3 separate regions of the Homo sapiens genome follow, and regions 1 and 2 are each linked to region 3. A link is a contact called in ENCODE Hi-C or POLR2A ChIA-PET data. All regions are on one chromosome and are shown on one strand. Each heading gives the region's core, a stretch centred on a gene start or an enhancer-like site at or near the end of the contact. The rest is flanking DNA. Distances are from core to core; before and after follow the strand shown.

What was found. A loop is a pair of places that touch in the nucleus more often than their neighbours do. ChIA-PET counts read pairs that join two places held with the same protein, here RNA polymerase II (POLR2A). Pooled maps may share reads with other maps.
Region 1: a loop to region 3 is called in a map of GM12878, with 10 times the contacts of the local background. The contact joins the promoter of ETFDH here to the promoter of TMA16 in region 3. A Hi-C loop is called at or near these places in 3 of 168 maps with a recorded cell type or tissue (GM12878 and naive thymus-derived CD4-positive, alpha-beta T cell), 5 of 37 single-sample maps with no recorded cell type and 14 of 50 pooled maps. POLR2A ChIA-PET finds 5 or more read pairs at or near these places in 1 of 52 experiments (activated CD4-positive, alpha-beta T cell).
Region 2: a map of CD4-positive, alpha-beta memory T cell shows a loop between it and region 3 (7-fold over the local background). The contact joins the promoter of DDX60L here to the promoter of TMA16 in region 3. A Hi-C loop is called at or near these places in 2 of 168 maps with a recorded cell type or tissue (CD4-positive, alpha-beta memory T cell and naive thymus-derived CD4-positive, alpha-beta T cell) and 7 of 50 pooled maps. POLR2A ChIA-PET finds 5 or more read pairs at or near these places in 1 of 52 experiments (activated naive CD4-positive, alpha-beta T cell).

What each region holds. Positions count from the first base shown.
Region 1 is chr4:158,670,154-158,674,466 of GRCh38, forward strand. ETFDH (electron transfer flavoprotein dehydrogenase) reads left to right here and starts at 2,143. Exons shown (of 13, transcript NM_004453.4): 1 at 2,143-2,337. The coding sequence starts at 2,304. It overlaps C4orf46 (chromosome 4 open reading frame 46), which reads right to left and starts at 1,734. Exons shown (of 2, transcript NM_001008393.4): 1 at 1,463-1,734. The coding sequence starts at 1,648. RefSeq lists enhancers at 713-1,349, 1,350-1,986, 1,829-2,388, 1,990-2,491 and a silencer at 1,339-1,408.
Region 2 is chr4:168,477,426-168,481,982 of GRCh38, forward strand. It overlaps DDX60L (DExD/H-box 60 like), which reads right to left and starts at 3,067. Exons shown (of 38, transcript NM_001012967.3): 1 at 2,952-3,067. RefSeq lists an enhancer at 3,086-3,325.
Region 3 is chr4:163,492,032-163,496,226 of GRCh38, forward strand. TMA16 (translation machinery associated 16 homolog) reads left to right here and starts at 2,659. Exons shown (of 7, transcript NM_018352.3): 1 at 2,659-2,773. The coding sequence starts at 2,771. LOC124900805 (a long non-coding RNA gene) reads right to left here and starts at 3,193. Exons shown (of 2, transcript XR_007058354.1): 1 at 3,131-3,193; 2 at 1-2,865. RefSeq lists a cis regulatory region at 997-1,268 and enhancers at 2,550-3,452, 2,916-3,055, 3,086-3,235.

The DNA of each region.
Region 1 (4,313 bases), core at 893-3,392, 4.8 Mb before region 3:
GCTGGGATTACAGTCATGCGCCACCACGCACAGCTAATTTTGTATTTTTAGTAGAAACAGGGTTTCTCCATGTTGGTCACGCTGGTCTCGAACTCCTGACCTCAGGTGATCCGCCTGCCTCAGCCTCCCAAAGTGCTGGGATTACAGGCGTGAGCCACCGTGCTTGGCCCAGGATTGCTGTTTTCTATGAAAATACACTAGAGTCTCAGCTCAACAAGATGACTTGGACCCCTTGACACTAAGCGCCAGATATATCTGAGAGATTTCATCATAAATAATTCTTACTGCTATTTGGGTAACATGGGCATTGACCTGTGAACACTTTAAACAATGAAAATGTATAGATCAAAGAACAGAAACTCTGAGCTCTGACAAATAACATTAAAAAATCACACACAAATGCAGAAAACACTCAGCTCCTGGTGGAAAATTCACTTTTCAGCCAAACGTTTTCTTCACCAATGATATAAAATAAAACAGTGTTCCTCAATAACACATTAGCACTTCATTCTACATATTTACTTGCAATCAGTTTGTTCTGCAAAAATAAAAGCTGGTTAAGCACTCTAGTCATCCTTAAAAAAAAATACTTGCGGAGCAATGAGATAATCTAGTTCATCCCCTAGTTTCCAATCTGCAGGAAAGGTCAGGCCACAGAACTCTCCCAGGTTACACTCTACATACCTCATTCCACTTGACCCACTCAAGAGAACATAAAACTCCCCTTCCCTGTCTTCTCCCCTCCAGTGGTGTGTGAGTTACGGTTGGGAGGTGGGGTGCTAGTTTCTGGGGATTCGAGATTTAACAGAAACTATCCTAAGTATGCATTCTAGCAATCATACAAAGGGAGGAGTCCTGAACTAAACCGTCAAAGAAGCCAATCCACGTGACCTAAACCCTTCAAGCTGGGTCCAGCGCTAAGCAGGCCTGGGGCAGACAATGGCATTATCAGCTGTCCCTGGGCAGGTGGCCAACTAGAACAGCAGGCTCTAAGTCCCATGGAAAGAAATCACAGCCTGATCTCAAGTACCCACAGAAAGCCAGCAAACTCATGCAGTGAAAACTATTCTCCGAAACCCATGCAATGAAAACTATTCTCCGATGGGAAAGGAGGAGGCAGAGAGCCAGCAACAGGCAGCGCAGAGCTGCGTGGCTTCGGGTTACTGCGGATGATTGAAACCAGAAGGCGAGACAAAAAGAAACCAGTGAGGGGTGGGGCGGGTGGAAGGAAAACCCCTTAAGACTCCTCACCACTAAATCTAAAGGGGGAACCCTCAGAGAGGGGTGGCACTTTAGCTGCTGGCATCCCCCCCGCTTCCCGCCCGCACGCTCTGGGGCGCAGAAGGGCCGGTCGTCCCGGGTCATGGGGGTTGGGGGACCGATTCCCTAGCCTCGCGAGCCCCGCCGCCGCCGGTCTTCCCAGAGGCGCCGAGGGGGGACGCGGTCCCGACACCACACTCACGTCTCCGATCTGCAGCTCCACTTCCTCCAGCTGGTCCACCGTTGGGCCGCTGCTCCTGCTCGGAACTGGCCAGCCCAAACTCACTGGGCCGCCCGGGGAAGATGCTGCAGAGGCGTCTGAAGAGGAGGGAGAAGAGGGAGGCGGCGGGGGCGGCGAAGAAACCTGCAACTCCTCAGGGTCGGCCATGGGGAAGGGTTGGGACCGCGGAATCCGACCCGAGAAGCCGAACCGACACCAACTGTCTTTTAACCACTCGCGCCCAAAGCCGAAAGGCCCCGCCTCCTAACGCCAGAAATCCCGCCCAGTCTCCTCGTGGGTCTCAGCCCCGGACCACAAAGACGTTTCATTTTTCGGGACAGCCAATCATATGAGTCAATTCACCTTAGGCAACTCACGGCTCCTGCGCGAGCCTCCAATCGATCTCGAAGGGCACTCGTAGAGAAAACTACACCTCCCAGGAAGCCGTGTGCGTCGCCCCGCCTTCTACTGCCTTTCACTGCGCGTGCGTCGTGCTGTGGGATTCGCGGACCCCTCTGGCCGCGCTGTGGCTGTTTCACCGCTCCCCGGCTGGGACTTGGAGTCCCTTATCTTTCCCTGGTTTGGTACATGACCCGGAAGCCTCGGCTGGCCGTTGCGTCATCCATGGCGCCGGCGCAGAGCGAGAAGGAGGTGGGAACGCCGTGAAGCAAGAGCGGTCGGCAGAGCGGGGAGGCGAACTGCAGCAGAGTTCTTGCTTTCCGGCAGGTGATGGCGCCCCCCGCGGCCTAGAGGTCCAGCGCCCGCCGCGAGCAGCGGACAGTCCTCCTGTTGTGTCCGACCGAGAGTCCTGGTGACTTTGAACATGCTGGTGCCGCTAGCCAAGCTGTCCTGCCTGGGTGAGAGGAAACGGGCGGTGGGGATAAGTGGAGGAGTTAGGGCAAAAGGGACAAGGCCGGTCCTGGGGGCTGTAGGCACCTCTCGCCCCTTCTCTCATCAGCTTTCTCAGGCTATCTAGGGCAAAGGTCACGCGCTGTCAGCCTGTTGGGGGACCCTGGCTTCCTCCCTCTGGGGTTGCCCCAGTTGGTAGAATTAATATCTAGGCTAAAGGTCAAGGGCGGGGAAAACTTGTCAACACGCCCTCGGCATCACCACCACCTGTCAACACACACACACCTCGGTGGACTCCTGAACTGAGGCTTCCCAAATCCTGGTTCTAATCTTCAAACCTCTGTTGGAAATGGAAAAAAAAAAATCGTATTTGCCCAGTTTTTCTCCCTGGTCCTGACCTGACTTTCGTCTTCGGAGCCATTCTAGTTCAGTCTAAAGAAATTGAAGTCTGATCTGTCACATCATGGTTAACATTCATATGTTGACCAAGTCACCCAAGTGTATCTGGAGCCAGTTTTTCTGCGTTGTCTAAAATTAAGGGCTGGGCGTGGTGGCTCAAGCCTGTAATCCCAGCACTCTGGGAGGCTGAGGCGGATGGATCACCTGAGGTCAGGAGTTCAAGACCAGCCTGGCCAACATTGTGAAACCCCATCTCTACTAAAAATACAAAAATTAGCTGGGCGTTGTGGCCCACTCCTGTAATCCCAGCTACTCAGGAGGCTTAGGTAGGAGAATCACTTGAACCCGGAGGTGGAGGTTGCAGTGAGCTGAGATCGCACCACTGCACTCCAGCCTAGGTGAAAGAGCCAGACTCCGTCTCAAAAAAAAATTAAATTAAATTAACTCTAAGGGCTTTATCGTGTTATGGGTATTCTGTGAACCATCGTGACAGATGAAGTTGGATGGTCTTTTTAAAGTTTTACTTAAATTTTTGTTGTTGTCGTTAATTCAAACAGAAAAGTTCCCTAAAGGATCTCATATTCTGTCATAACTGGCTTAATTTTTTTAAATCTTTAGTTTACTTAAGTTTTGGTGATAGAATCATTAAGTCTAAATATTCCAAATTCAAGGATATTCTTATGAAATTTCATGAAAGTAGAATTTTGTTAAATTTGGCTTCCATATATTAAGAAATTAGAACTTTGTTTAAATTTCATGTCACCCATGCATTTTTTGCTGCACTTAATGTATGGATAAGATGGTGTTTGGAACGTTAAAGTAGTCAGATGCTATCTGCCTTAGAGCCTAATTTAGATGCAATCAGCCTTGGGCCCAGTGCTAACCAAATTCCACTACCATTTCTGTTTTCTTTGGATGGCAATTCATTGCCATTTTCGTAGCCTGCTGGCATGAAAGAGGTAGACACCAATGTGCCATCAGTGTGACTTTGATATGGTGATGCTATGAGTTCAGTGGACTTTGTGACTTCTCTTCTCAACCACGGAGACTGAATATTCCAATCTCTAAAGTGAGATATCAGATGTGTTTTCAGAAAAGGGGTAAAGGTTGTGACTTTTTTTTCCAATCCTTTGGAGAAATTCAGACTACACAGTTCCAAATATTCTCAAGAAAATCAGTAGCTATACAAGCAGTAGAAATAGTTTGTCATATGTCAGTCATCAGTTTTCAGAAGTAAATAACTTCTATGCACTAAACTACAATGCATTGAAAACTAAATATTTTAAATATTCGTTATAGTGTATTTGAACTCTTGAACTGAGTTCTAGAATATCTTTATGTATTTAATATACTTTTTTTTTTCCAAAATTGAGGATAGGTGAATAGTTATCTAAGGCTTAAAAAGTGTTGCCAATATAGTTTTTTTGTTTTTTGGGGTTTTTTTGACACAGTCTTGCTCTGTTGACCAGGCTGGAGGGCAGTGATGTAATCTCAGCTCACTGCAACCTCTGCCTCCCGGGTTCAAGTGATTCTCGTGCCTGAGCTTCCGTAGTACCTGGGATCACAGGTGCCCACCACCATGCCT
Region 2 (4,557 bases), core at 1,817-4,316, 5.0 Mb after region 3:
AAGTGAAATCCTTCCTATCATTGCATAATGGTATAGTGCTATCGTTCTTTTAATCTAAAAATCCATGAATTGCAAGATACACCATCATTTTATGTACCACTAATTTTCTTAATACTAACAATTAAACCATAACATACCACAGGTTTGTAATTTTCATCCTCATCTTAGATGTAAAAAGAGAAGACACAGATTATAAAACCAATCAAACATGGTATGTATCTCCACCCTAATGGACAGATAATAGGCAGTGAGAAACTAGGCTTCTTGGGCTTAAAAGTTGGAAACCCAGGTGATGCAAAGCAAAATATCTGGTAAAAATCATCCCCTTCAAAACTAGGAAGCCAACCACATGCCAACAAGCCTGATGCTCACAGAAAAGTGATTGGAAAAGGTTGATGGTCAATGTCTATAGTGTTTTAGTTGCTGTTTTTGAGGAGCTATGACCAAGGAAGAATGGGAAAGAGAAATGTCTTAAGAAGGAACTGGGTGGTATGAAAGCAGAGCTGGAAAGAAGAGAATTGGCTGGACACAGCGCCTCATACCTATAATCCCAGCCCTTTGGGAAGCTGATGTGGGAGGACTGCTCAAGGCCAAGAGTTGGAGACCAACCTGGGCAACAAAATGAGACCACATCCCTATTTTAAAAAGGAAGGGAAGCGAAGGGGAGGGGAGGGGAGGGGAAAAGAGGAGAAGAAGGAAGGGAGCCAAGAAATTTGGGTCGCACAGGTGACAGCTTCTGTACTGCAAATAAAAAGTGATAGGACAAAAAAAAAAGAAAAAAAACACCTTGCTCAACAAAGACTCATAAAGAATTCTCAGTTAAACAGAAGGACTTAGCCTTGCTGCAAGTATTAGGTGGAGGTGTTACCCTCCCAGGCCAGACTATCATTTCAAATGAACTTAAGACAGATTATGCTAATTTGAGAGGGAATTAGGATGAAAATAGAAACTCTCTGGGTGTAATTAACGGCATAGGGAACTAACTAGAGCATAAGAAGCTGGATACATTTCTTAGAGAATTGTATTTCCAAATAAACTATGAGCTGCCTTAAAAATGGTTACATCAGTAAAACAAGCAGCAGGTTATAAAAAAGGGTGATATCAGTAAATCAACCAGCAGGTCTCCATACTTACAAAGCAGAAAATGAGCCTGCAGCAGGGAAAACCACAGAGATTTCCACCCACATCAACATAGCCGTGGATGATAATTAACATGGGTATTTTATTAAAAGCCATAAAGCTAATCCTGAGAAGAATTTTTAAAAATATATAATTCATATTAGAAGTATTTCTTTCACAGGGAGTCGTCGGAGTCTGTCTAAAGTAGATAAAACAAAAGACTGATTTGTAAGCATATAATTTATAAGCAACCAAGAAAGAAATGTATATCTTTGGAGTGGTAACGCCTCAGGAGAACTAAAACTGTGAGACTAAGTATGAAGGGGAAAGTAGTAGAGAAGGGCATTTAATTTTTGTTTTATGTCTTTCTCTTCTGCTTCAAATAAAACTGATCAATTATGACCCAGCATACCATGGGGTATCATACAGCAATTACTAAGTAAGACTGACAGGTACCAATAAATCATGAACCAAGAAAAGCATACCAGTATGACAGCCAAAATATCTTTTAAAGTGTATGGATCTAGAGATAGACAGATGATGGATCGATGGATGGACGGATGGTTGGATGGCTGGATGATGGATGGATGGATGGATGGATGGATGGATGGATGGATGGATAGAGAGATAGGAGCTATAGACAAAAACTTGTCTCTTTGTAGAGTATCAGGAAGGATTCACACTAAACTATCCCCAATATCTTTGGGATAGAAGGCGAAGAGCCTTGGAAGCATAACTCACCCTCATTTATTTTAGTACCCTCAACTCTCAGCACCTGAGTTCCACCAAACTTCAAACTGCAAATCTTAGATTGAATGGTATGTTACTGTTTTCAGGAGAACACTCGAAATCATGAAGGTCTGTATGTCGTTGATGTTATGGTTTGGACTTCTTATTGTGTCTTTAAAGGACTTGCTTCTGTTTGGTTCTGACCGCTTTTTCTAGCAGTCATTAGGAGCTTTCATAATCCTTAAGGCCCCATCACGGATGATGTCAGCTTCTTTGATTATGGAAAACCTTGAGAAGTTTATTATAAATTTATCAATGTAACTTTGTAAACAAAAGAGAAGCGGGAAAAAAGAACAAAGTACCTTTCCAGAGAAATAGTAAAACCTTATTTCCGCTATTAAGAGCTTAAATCCGGCCGGGCGCGGTGGCTCACGCCTGTAATCCCAGCACTTTGGGCGGCCTAGGCGGGCGGGTCACGAGGTCAGGAGATCGAGACCATCCTGGCCTAACATGGTGAAACCCCGTCTCTACTAAAAATAAAAAATAAAAAATAAAAAAAAATTAGCCGGGCGTGGTGGCGGGTGCCTGTAGTCCCAGCTACTCGGGAGGTTGAGGCAGGAGAATAGCGTGAACCCGGAAGGTGGAGGTTGCAGTGAGCAGAGATAACGCCACTGCACTCCAGCCTGGGCGACAGAGCGAGACTGACTCAAAAAAAAAAAAAAAAAAAAAGCTTAAATACAAGACGGAAAAAAGGGAAGCGGCTTGCTGCCTGTCAATGTCCAGGTTCGAATGGCTGTGCTCAGATGTGGTGACCCTTACTTTCTCCTCAGCACCCCAGATCCCCAGGCCCCCTCGGGTGCAGAGGACCCGTTAAATGCCTGAGCACTCTCCTCTCTCACGGTGGTTGTCCCTCTTCCCTACCTCTCCGCGAAGCTGCCGCCCGAGCCCAGTGGGCGCCCCAGCTTCCCTCGCCCGGCGCGCACGAAGCCACCAGGCCACCTCCCCGCCCGGTCCATCTGGATGTTGAAGGAATCCTAGAACCCCCGCGGGACAGCTCCGCTCCAGGGTCCCTAGCGACACCCGACGTCACCCGCAATCCTCACCCCGGCCGCCGAACCTGCTAGGTCCAAAGAGCTTCGGAGCTGCACGCCCCGCGGGGAGGAGGTGGAGCAGAGGAGACCGAGCGCAGAGCCTGGCGTCGGACTGGGCGCTCTGAGCCACACAGCAGCCAGCGCCTGAGTTTTTATCTAGGGAGTTAGTTTCGGTTTCTTTTCTCCACCGCGAGGCCTTTTCGATTTCCGCAGTTTTCTGGAGGTAGAATATAGGTCTGCATTGGTTTACTCTGAGAATCTTAGGGAAGTAATAGTAGAAGCGATGATATGCTATCTGGGACATGCATGTAATTGTAAAGGGAAAGAAAGCAGAGAAATCTGGGACTCTAAACAAGGAATTGAGGCTGAGAGTAAATGCAGCACGCTAAGCACTATGAAAGTCTGCGGTGAGGTGTGGCGTTTTTCTTTTCTGGCAAGGTACTGGACAGGCAAAAATGGAGTAAAAAAGGATTAGGGGCTTTGAGTTTCTGTCCTAAGAAGTTCATTTTATGAAAAATTTCCAATAGTATAACTGTCCAGTGTGAACATTTGAAAGACCAATCATCTATCACAGAGAATTTAAATTGAGAAGAAGAATGCTCTTTAGTTTTGTCATCAAGCTCATTAATGTTTGAAATTCGAGTTTCAACCCCAGCCCATCATGGTCTTTAGTGCTCCAGACGCTTAATTCCATGACGTTATGCATGTGCAGAATATATTGAGATTCAAGGTGGTGGTGAGGGTGCCCCAGTAACGGCATGGGGTAATAAATGGAGAGAAATCGAAACCGGAAGTTCTGTCTTCAAGAAAAGGAAAGGGTGGAAGTGACTTGTTCACAATAGAAAGAGCCCAGAAGAACAAAGTTTTTTCTCAGACTCTGGAATATAAAGTGGCTTCGAAAAGGAGGTGAAAACATTGCTCACTTCTGTCAGGATTTTTCTTTAATTTTATGTTTGGTTGAAAATAGTTATGATTCTCTTTCTCAATGAGGATGACATTGAGAAAGAACCTGAAATGACTCATGATTAAGTCATGAGTTCATCTCAGATGAATTCCTCTCTAGCATCTGATACTGGACCTTTGTATCATAAGAATGCATTTGCTAGCAGCAGAAAATTGGGCTTTGCTGTAAAAGCATTCATTGAGCTTTTTATGTGCCAGGCAATAGGCTAAGCCCTTAACATGTATTATCACATTAAATCTCACAGAAATCCCATGAGCAACTTTACTGTTGCTATTTTATGGATGAGGTAAATAAGGCTTAGAGAATTCAATTACTTGTCGATGACCCTACAGGTAGTTAATGGTAGCCAAGACTTCAAAATTTAATTCCAAAGATAATATCTACAATATTCTCTGTATATATTATCTCATTCCAGTTCTTTTAAATACTACAGTGTCATTATTCCTCCCCCAAAGCACATACAATTTAATGGGGATTTCCTCTTTTGGTTGTAGAAGTGGGCCCTACATGTTCTTAATATAATTGACTGTCTGCTGTTGTTTTTCTCTCTTAAAGATATAGATGTATCAGGTGGGGATTCCCTAGATGTTAACTCCACACATCCCACTTCCCACCGCAAAGTATATGTACAATGCACATAAGCAGACTCTACTC
Region 3 (4,195 bases), core at 1,409-3,908:
TTTATTCTTGCTCTGTATAATTCATGTTTGTATTTGCTACAGTGTATTTTGAACATATACAGTATATTTTTAACATGTCTATAATCAATGTTATTTAGGGGTTGAATCTGAATGAGGAAAATATGAAGATTTATTTCTAAAACTCAACTAAAAATAAAAAATAAAAGTTTCAAGATATATGGTTTATTGAGTTGTTGGCAATTTGAAGTTTAGGAATGGGTTAGGAGTAGGTAGGAATTTTATGATCAATAGAGCAATCAGTAACAGCTAAAATAGCCAGAAGGAAAATTTAATAATTAAAAGATTTGCAGTAACATAGAACTTAGGAGGGTGATCTCCACAGGGCCAGACTTAGGGAATGGGGTAGGGTGGGTGAAAGATGGCTTCACAGGAAGTGGCTAAAGTATGGAGCTAGGGTGTAAATATTCTAGATTAATTGGAGTCTTTCACAGAGTACCGTCATGTGCATGTAACAATGTTTTGGTCATGGACTGCATTACAATGGTGATCCCATGAGATTATATTTTTACTGTACATTTCTTATGTTTAGATACACAAGTACTTACCATTGTGTTACAATTGCCTACAGTATTCAGTAGAGTAACATGCTGTACAGGTTTGTGGCCTAGGAGCAATGGGCTATACCATACAGCTTAGGTGGGTAGTAAGCTATACCATGCAGGCTTGTGTAAGTGTGCTCTATGATATTCACATGACAAAAAACAAACAACAAAACCCCCATTGAAATATTTCTCAGAAAGTATCCCCGTCCTTAAGTGATGCATGAATGTGCTGCCTCCACAGTATATATTCAAAGGTGACCTTCATTGCATAGATTCACACACAAAAAAAGCCATGTGAAAATACCTTGCCCCTAGATTCAGGAATCTTCTGGACACACTCTTGTTTACAATTTAAATTATTTCCAAAAATTGATATATCTGTCGATTAAATACAAGTATTTGTGCGGCAGGAGAATAGGGTCTGGAAGCAGGGAAGCTAGGACTGATTTGTGCTGATGGGATATCAGTTGAAAGACTACTCCCCTTCAACCCCTCCTTTTTCTGCATGGCAGTTGCTGCCTGGCAGTTGCAAGCCCTTCTTTTTCTGTGTGGCAGTTGAAAAATGAAAGTGCCTCAGATTGGTCCCCTTCCTCAACCAATCAGACTTGTGGAAGACCAATGGGAAACCTCTAGAAGGTATTTAAACCCCAGAAAATTCTGCAACCTGTGCTTTTGAGCAGCTTGCCACAGCCTGCTTCCACGCAGTGGAGTAGTGTACTTTCATTTAAAATAAATCTCTGCTTTCGCTGCCTTGCTTTATTTGTGTGTTTTGTCCAATTATTTGTTCAAAACGCCAAGGACCTAGCCAACTACCCTCAACTGTTAACAGCTGCACACACATATCAAGGCACACCAGCTTCACCCTGCCTGGAGCTTCTTCCCATGCCTAGTTTTCTCTTACAATTCCGGTCTCTGCTCAATTATCACTTCTAAAAGAGGACTTTATAGAGACCACCATGTGTAAAACAGCTTTTCTACATGCCCCCGCCAGCTAATTTTTATTAGAGTACTTATATTATTTGAAATAATATTTTTACATGCCTCCATCCCCTGGAAAATGAGCTGAGTGAGGGATATTGTTGGAGTATCCCCAGTACCAGGCACACAGTAGGCATTCAATAAATAGTTTTTGAATGATTACATTGTCTACGGAATTCTAACATGTATGGGTGAAACAAAGACTCTCACATGCTGTGAGAAGAAAACAAAAACTGGGTTGGCAGAGGCCTTGAATATGAGGAAGTGGCCTTTCCGGATAAAGAAACTAAGACTCGGCCGGGCGTGGTGGCTCAGGCCTGTAATCTCAGCACTTTGGGAGGCCGAGGCGGACGGATCACCTGAGATCAGGAGTTCGAGACCAGCCTGGCCAACACGGCGAAACCCCGTCTCTACTAAAAATACAAAAAAAAAAAAAAAAAAAAAAAATTAGCCGGGCGTGGTGGCGGAGGCCTGTAATTCCAGCTGTTCGGGAGGCTGAGGCAGGAGAATCGCTTGAACCCGGGAGGAAGAAAGAAAGAGGGAATGAGGGAAGGCGGGAAAGAGGGAAAGAAGAAAAGAAAAGAAAGGAAAGAGAAGAGGGGCGGGGCGGGGCAGGGCAGGGCAGGGCAGGGCAGGGCAAAAAAAGACTCAGTGCAGGAAAGGACTTGCCCAAGGTAATCTAGTACGTGGAAAAGCGGAGGGCAGGAGCCTGTGCCGTGCAAGAGCTCCGGGGAGCCAACACCGAGCGGCCCTTTTGAGAGGGTCCCAGCCCCTGAGATGCGGGAGCCCGCAAGAGGGAACCTCTTGTCTGAAGAGGTTGCTGCGCTCTGGAGTCGTGCTCTGGGACAGATGGGCAAGCTCCGCTCTTGGGGCCGGAAGCGTGTAGCGTCTCCACCCGGGCTCCAATCCCCAGCCTCGCACTCAGCACCAGGCAGAGTTCAGCCTCCCGCCGCAAGCTCCCTTCCGCCGCTCCCGGCGAGCACGCAGGTCTGGCTGTCCGTTGGGCTAGAGCTTAAAAGCCCAACACGGGCGAAAAAGACGCGGTCTCAGTTAACGGGGACGCTTTAGAGAAACGCACTCGCCTCTCCTGTTCCGGTTGGGTCGGCGCGGGCTTCTCAGGCGCCACGTGGGATTCGGCCCGGGTGCTCTTGTGAGCTGCTGCTCCTGCGGTTGGTGAGATTACCTGGGTCTAGAGTGCGGAGCTGCTCCGTGGCCACGAGGACGTCACCATGGTGGGCCCCCTCCTGCTCCCCCGAACCGCTCGGTTGGTTCCCCGGAAGGCTCTTGTTGAGCAGGCAGAGAGGGAGGGTGCGGTTTCGGGAACCTAGGAGAGGGGAGGATGCAAAGTGTTTATTTTCAGGGAGTGTGCGGGGTGCGGGGCGAAGCCTCTGGGAGGCGAGTCCCAGGCCCAACGCCTGGACCTTAGAGTTCCGCGTCCGAGTGCTGAAGTGCTCACACGTCGCCTTGCTCCTCTTTGCCTTGTGCCTAACTTCTCGCTAGTCACTACTTCCTGGGGGAAACCCGGCACCTTTCCATTGTAACGCATCGAGGAGTTTGGCAAAACTTCTGAGATCGCTGGCCCTACACACCTCTGCCTCTCTGGCCTGGGTAGACTCAGTATGTGGGCTTAGTCGCCTCTTCCTCGGCGTCCGTTCACCTCTCGTTAGTGCCCTGAATCCTGCCGTTACGCCCCCATTCGCTCCAGGGCACTGAAGCAGTTTTGTTGTTTTTATTAAAAACTGAGTAGATACAAAAGAGTGTTACTAAAGCACATTTCAAGTGTAAAGATGAACAGTTTCAGGAATTCTCGTTTACCCATTTTGTAGTTTTAAGAAATAAAACATAGCCTTTGAAAGCCCTGTGTTACCTTCTTTGAACTTTCAGGAAACCTTAAGAAGCAAACATTATCTAAGTTTTGTATTTATAATTTCACTACTTTTCTTTATAGTTACTACATATATTTGTATTTTGAAACAGTATGTTGTTTCTTGCCTATTTTTTACGTAATCGTTGTGTTCTTGAGAGTAATTCTTGCATAGAAACATGCTTTATAAATTTTTTTCAATTAATTTTTAATAAAAGCAAAATTTTAAAAGTTTATAATCTGGTCAGAAGTTACGATATTGTGTCCACAATGTGGCCTCTTTGTTTCTTTTCATTTTTTTCTCTTTTCATTGTATGCCATTTTTGTCTTACAGTCTGGTTCTTTCGTTGTTTCGCGAGTTTTTTGTGCTTTATTTTGATCCACTGCTGACGCATATTTTGTACTTTAGATTGTACACATTTGTGTAAATTCAGTGTTTGCTTGTCACTTTGCTTGTGGGATTTCCAACTCTTTATAGTGTTAGTTTTTTTCCCCTTTTCAGAGTGGAATATGAAAGCAATTACATCTCATTGTGTTTGAGTGATTGGGGAGATAGATTGGTATTTGACTGTAGTTGTCCTTGACTATCAGAGCTTCACTTTTTATCAGGCTGTATAGTAGAAGTACGTTGCTTTGGCATAGAAGTCAAAAGAGTGGCATATGAACCTGTTTTCATTGGCTCATTTCTGGCTCTGTCATTTTTTTTTGATATAACCTCATTAGTGGTTTTGCTGCATCCTCTTTCAGTACAGCTCAGAATGTGGTCCCAAAGGACAGAGTTGGGCACCTG